2 separate regions of the Homo sapiens genome follow, and region 2 is linked to region 1. The links are chromatin loops, found by intact Hi-C in ENCODE. Cell type or tissue: heart right ventricle. All regions are shown on one strand. Region 1 overlaps LIPE (lipase E, hormone sensitive type). Region 2 overlaps CIC (capicua transcriptional repressor).

Region 1 (2,500 bases):
AACACCCTGGGAAGATAGAATTGAGAGGCTTCCCAAGGAGGCAATATTGGACCCAAGATGGACAGGCGTTAAGTGCTGTGCAGGGGGCAGGCAGGGGAACAGAGAGGACAGTATGGAGAAAGACCCGAGGCTTGAGGAAACACTGAGTTACAGTGCAGAGGGAGCTCAGCCAGGGCCAGGAGGAAGAGGAAGAGGAAACAGGGCAGGCAGTTTAAGAGAGGAGGATGGTAGCTGGGTACAGCGGCTCACACCTGTAATCCTGGCACTTTGGGAGGCCAAGGTGGGAGGACCCCTTGAGTCCAGGAGTTTGAGGCCAGCGTGGGCAACATAGCGAGACCCCGTCTCTACCAAAAACACAAACATTAGCCGGGCATGGTGGGGTGTACCTGTAGTCCCAGCTACTTGGGAGGCTGAGGTGGGAGGATCAATTGAGCCCAGGAGGTTGAGGCTGCAGTGAGCTGTGATCGCACCACTCTACTCCAGCCTGGGCAACAATGAGACTTTGTCTCAAAAAGAGAGAGAGAGAGGAGGATGGTACCTGGCTTGGGAGGCCATGTGCAGGATTGGGGGCTTTATCCTGAAAGCAAGGGAGGGGGTGTTGAAGGGTTGGAAGTGTGTGAACAGATTTGTGTGCTAAAAAGATCCTGTGGCTGCTATGTGGACAACAAATCAAAGAGAACAAAATCAGAAATATATAAAGATCTGTCATAGTCACCCAGGTAATGATGCTACCGCCTGGACCAGGGAGGAGGCAGTGGAGGTGGGGAGAAGGGCCAGGTTCCAGAGGCCTTTAGTAGGCATAGTGGGCAGGACTAGGGGATGGATTGCATGGGAGTTGGGGGGTGGGGAGGTGGCCAGGATGACATCCTGGGTTCCAGCTTGAGCAAATGGGGAGAGGTTTGTTCTCAACACACACACAGAGACCAAGACACGCACAAGCATGTATATCCATTCATACATAAACAAACACGCCCACACAAGCTCACAGGCCAAGAGAAACAGAGACACAGATACATTCACAGGCATACAAACATTCATACCTTCAAATGTACCAGTGCCGACGGACACAGGCCAGGACACACGCCAGCCATGACACATACCTGCAGAGGTACATATGTACACGTGAACCCCAGACACACTCACACCCGACCAGAAAGCATATACTTTGAAGCACAGACAGAGGGAGCAGCACACAGAAACACAGCAGAGATCAGCAGCTCTGCCCTGGAGCTGCCCCCTGCTGGCCGTGTGACCCCGGGGGTTATGTCACCTTTCTGTGCCTCAATTTTGTCATCTGCCAAAAGGGATGATAATGGTCTCTCCCTCATAGGTTGTGGGGCAGGCGACATGAGTCACTTCACATAAAACACATAAAGAAATCTCATCACCTCCTTTGAGAATGAAAAAAAAAAAAAAAAGAAAAGAAATCCCAGCACTTTGGGAGACCAAGGCAGGAGGATTGCTTGAGCACAGGAGTTCGAGACCAGTCTAGGCAACACAGCTAGACTCGATCCCTATTTTTAAATTAAACACACACACGCACAGAGAAAGAGACCAGGCACGCAGAGGCTGTTGGTGCAACGTTTGCTCTTTTATGCACACACTCTCGGGGATCCAGCCACTCATTGTCCCCACCTGCATCTGATTCCAGGCTTCCTGGCTTCAGAAGCCTTTGCTTCCTCCCAGGCCCCACACCTGGCCCTTCCTCCATCCCCCATCCACCCCCACCCCACTTCCTTCCCCACCGCCCTCCTTACCCCTGCTCAGTCCCCAGGAGTCGGATTCAGCTGTCCAGAAACTCTTCAGGGCAAAGAAAGGTCCAGTGCCCAGTCAGTGGGACACCACCCAAAGCCAAATCCCCTCTGCCCTACCTCTCCCCTAGTCCTTACCCACGGCCCCAGTGGGCCTACCCCTGCCCCAGTGCCCTCTGCCAGGGATTCCTGGCGAGTTGCTGGCAACCTCAGCATCCCTTCCTGCCAGCTCCACCCAGCCCAGTCCTCGGGGAGCCGCCTGGAACAGGACAAAGGGCAGAGCTCTGGAGTCCCTAGGGCCTGGGTCCAGCCCCTTCCCCACTCCTTTGTGCAGTCACTTGTTTTGTTGGAAATGTCCCCTCTCCTCATCTTTTTATTTATTTTATTTTAATTTTTTTGAGACAGAGTTTCTGTCTTGTTGCCGAGGCTGGAGTGCAATGGTGTGATCTTGGCTCACCGCAACCTCTGCCTCCCAGGTTCAAGCGATTCTCCTGCCTCAGCCTCCCGAGTAGCTGGGACTACAGGCACGCGCCACCATGCCCGGCTAATTTTGTATTTTTAGTAGAGACAGGGTTTCTCCATGTTGGCCAGGCTGGTCTCGAACTCCCGATCTCAGGTGATCCACCGGCCTCAGCCTCCCAAAGTGGTGGGATTACAGGTGTGAGCCACGGCGCCCGGCCCCCACTCCTCATCTTAAAAGATCCCTACCGGCATGGATGCTACCACTTTACCAAGGGGCGGCAGTGCAC
Region 2 (2,500 bases), 140 kb after region 1:
CCCTAACCAACTCCACAGAAGGACTGCCCCTAAACAGCCCCCACTGTGCCACCACACCCAGGCCTGGGGACAGGGAACCCAGACGAAGACATCAACAGCCACCCGGGCGGGCGGTACAGGCTGAGGCCTGCCCAGAGGCCTGGGGCGAGCAGCCAGGGATGCTGACAGACCGAGGGACAGGCAGACGCGCACTCTAAACTCATGGGGCCCATTTATTGAGCCCGCGAGGCACCGCACCCCTGCCGGCCGCCTGCGGCTCCCCACCCTGCTCTCCAGGCCCGGGTCCCCGCCTCAGCTCACCACCCCGGTGTCCCCAGCTCCCCTCACCCGCTTTCCACATACACACCCACCCACCCACCCCGGGCGGCGTCGGCGACGGCCAGGGTTGCCTGGGGAACGAGCCCAGGATTGGGCTGGCGCGGCTCGGCAAGGATGGGGGGCTAAAAATAGCGCCGGGGTGAGTCAGTGTGAGTGGGGCTGGGGTAGGCAGGGGGACCAGGAGGAAAAGAGAGACTGGGGAGAGTGTGTGGGGGATGGTCCCCAGGGATTGGGAGATGGGTGGGATGCGGGGGTGGGGGGGTTGAGAGACGTGGGTTTGGGGAAGGGAAGGTGCGGGGGCGGGAAAGGGGTGTACAGGCGCTTGGGCTGGGAGGGTTGGTCGGCGCGGGCTGAGGGAGGCGCCAAGGCCCGAGCAGAGGAGGGGGCGCCGCCCTGCGTTCCCCTCCCCTCCCCGCGCTCACGAGATTTTCCACTCGCCGCCTGGCCCCCAGCCAACCCCCGGCAGGCTCCACAAAGCCGCTTTGTGCAGGGAGGGCGGACGGGTGCCCGGCCGGCCTGACACCCACGCGGGCCGCGGCGGGGCGCCGGCCAGCTGGCACCCGAGCTGTCTGCGGTGGGAGGGAGGGTACCCCACCCAGCCCGAGGACGCGGCAGCGCAGGGGTTAATCGCTCAGGGGCGGAGAAGCAGGTCTCGGCCAATCAGCGGTCAGCGGGCGAGACGGCAGCCAATGAGAAGGACGGAGGCCCGACACAGGAGGTCTGCACCCAGGGGCGCGCGGGAACCCACACCCCTAGGTGCCAGCGGGGGCTGGGCGCGGCCCTCGCTGGGTGCCAGTCCGCTTCTACACAGCCCCCGGAGCACCCGGTTTCCCCGACTACTTCGCAAGAAACAGGCTCAGAGGGGGGATAGCATCTTGCAGCCGCGAGGTGGCACGGCCGGGATTTGAACCCAAATCTATCTGGCTTCACAATCAGCTTTTCCGCTGAAATAGGGGGACGGGAGTTCCCTGCCCGGGCCCTCGTGGGGAGCGGGAACAGGGGATAGGGTGGGGGTGGAGGAGGCGGCGCGGCGGGCTAGGGTCCAGCCGCCTGCGGTGCAGCCGCTGCCGCCGGTGGTAATGGGAGCCAGACGCCGTCGCCGCCGCTAATGCGCCTCCCTCCCGGCCACTAATGGAGCCATTAATACCCGGGCACCGGGGGCTCCGGGACGTACCCCCCAACCCCCTCTGCCGCGCATGCGCGCGCCTGCTGTCCCGCCGCCGCCTGCCGCCAGGAGGCAGCCTGACGCCTCGCAGCTCCTGGTGCTGGGGGCTGCTAAGCTGGGGGAGCTGGGGTCTCTTCTACAGTTACCAAGACTCACTCCTGCACCTTCACAAGCTCTTCCTCCTCTCCTCCTCTTCCCCAAGCCATCTTCTTCCCAACTCCTGCCTTTCCAGGGCGGTCTCCAGGGGTCTCTGACACCTAGATCCAACATTTTCCCTCCCCTGCTCTAAATGCCTTCTTGACTCTTTACTGGCCCGCGTAGAGCCCCAGCTTCTCAGCCTGGCATTCAAGCTGGGCCTGTCGTCCACGGCACCCTTCTGCTAAGCCTGGACTCTGGTGTCAGCTCCAGCCTCAACTAGCCACTCGGAGTTCATGCACTTTCACTCTTCCTGGTCTTTGCTCATGCAGCTGTTTCAGGTGGAATTGCCTTTTCCTTTCTTTGACTATTCTGAAATCTACTCATTCCTCATACTTCAGCTCAAATGTCACCTCCAGTGAGAAACCTACCTGATCCTCCCTTATCAGCCCCCATGAACCACTGAGTTGTCCCTGCCCCTTGGCTTCCCCAGACTCAGTACCTCCCTGGGCTCATCCTTGCCTGTGCCTGCATCCACATCTGCCTTCCTCACCCACCTGCCCCAGGACTGCTCAGCCCTGGGCCTGGCAGAGGGATGAGGAGGGAGCTGGCTTCTGCTGGTGGAGATAGGGTTCACTGTTTGAAACAAAATGGAAATTATGGTGGGCAGTATCTGGATCTGGGGAGTCAGGAGACCCAGGCTTAACCCCTTTGGCCCCTCTTTTTCCCCACCTGCCCAAGCATAGTTGGTGGGTACTGCCTCGTCTCTGAGGCCCTACCCATTGGGGTGCACTATATCTGGGACTCCTTTCAATGAAGCTGGCATCAAATGAAAGGCAAGGGGTAAAGGGGGAGGTAGGATGACCTGGGTCATGCCCTCTG

Evidence for each region. A loop is a pair of places that touch in the nucleus more often than their neighbours do. Peaks named below come from ENCODE experiments on the same cell type or tissue, not always from the same donor. Only the 100,000 strongest peaks of a DNase experiment are listed, where the experiment ranks them.
Region 2: a loop joins it to region 1, with 4 times the contacts of the local background. A loop is called at or near these places in 4 of 110 quality-filtered maps.

The regions. Positions count from the first base shown.
Region 1 is chr19:42,418,928-42,421,427 of GRCh38, reverse strand. All of the region lies in intron 1 of LIPE (lipase E, hormone sensitive type), which reads left to right. The region is part of intron 1 of LIPE-AS1 (LIPE antisense RNA 1); the gene reads right to left. Among named protein-coding and RNA genes, the nearest start is that of LIPE, 7.2 kb to the left of the region's middle. In heart right ventricle, a CTCF peak has its summit at 1,234 (motif pointing left); a DNase peak (open chromatin) is centred at 1,946; H3K4me3 peaks cover 460 bases; H3K27ac peaks cover 2,500 bases.
Region 2 is chr19:42,278,994-42,281,493 of GRCh38, reverse strand. All of the region lies in intron 2 of CIC (capicua transcriptional repressor), which reads right to left. Among named protein-coding and RNA genes, the nearest start is that of CIC, 11 kb to the right of the region's middle. RefSeq lists silencers at 173-372, 633-952, 1,233-1,352, 1,433-1,772, enhancers at 802-1,307, 1,447-1,591 and a cis regulatory region at 1,511-1,526. In heart right ventricle, CTCF peaks have their summits at 1,351 and 1,551 (motif pointing right); DNase peaks (open chromatin) are centred at 144, 973 and 1,519; H3K4me3 peaks cover 2,500 bases; H3K27ac peaks cover 2,500 bases.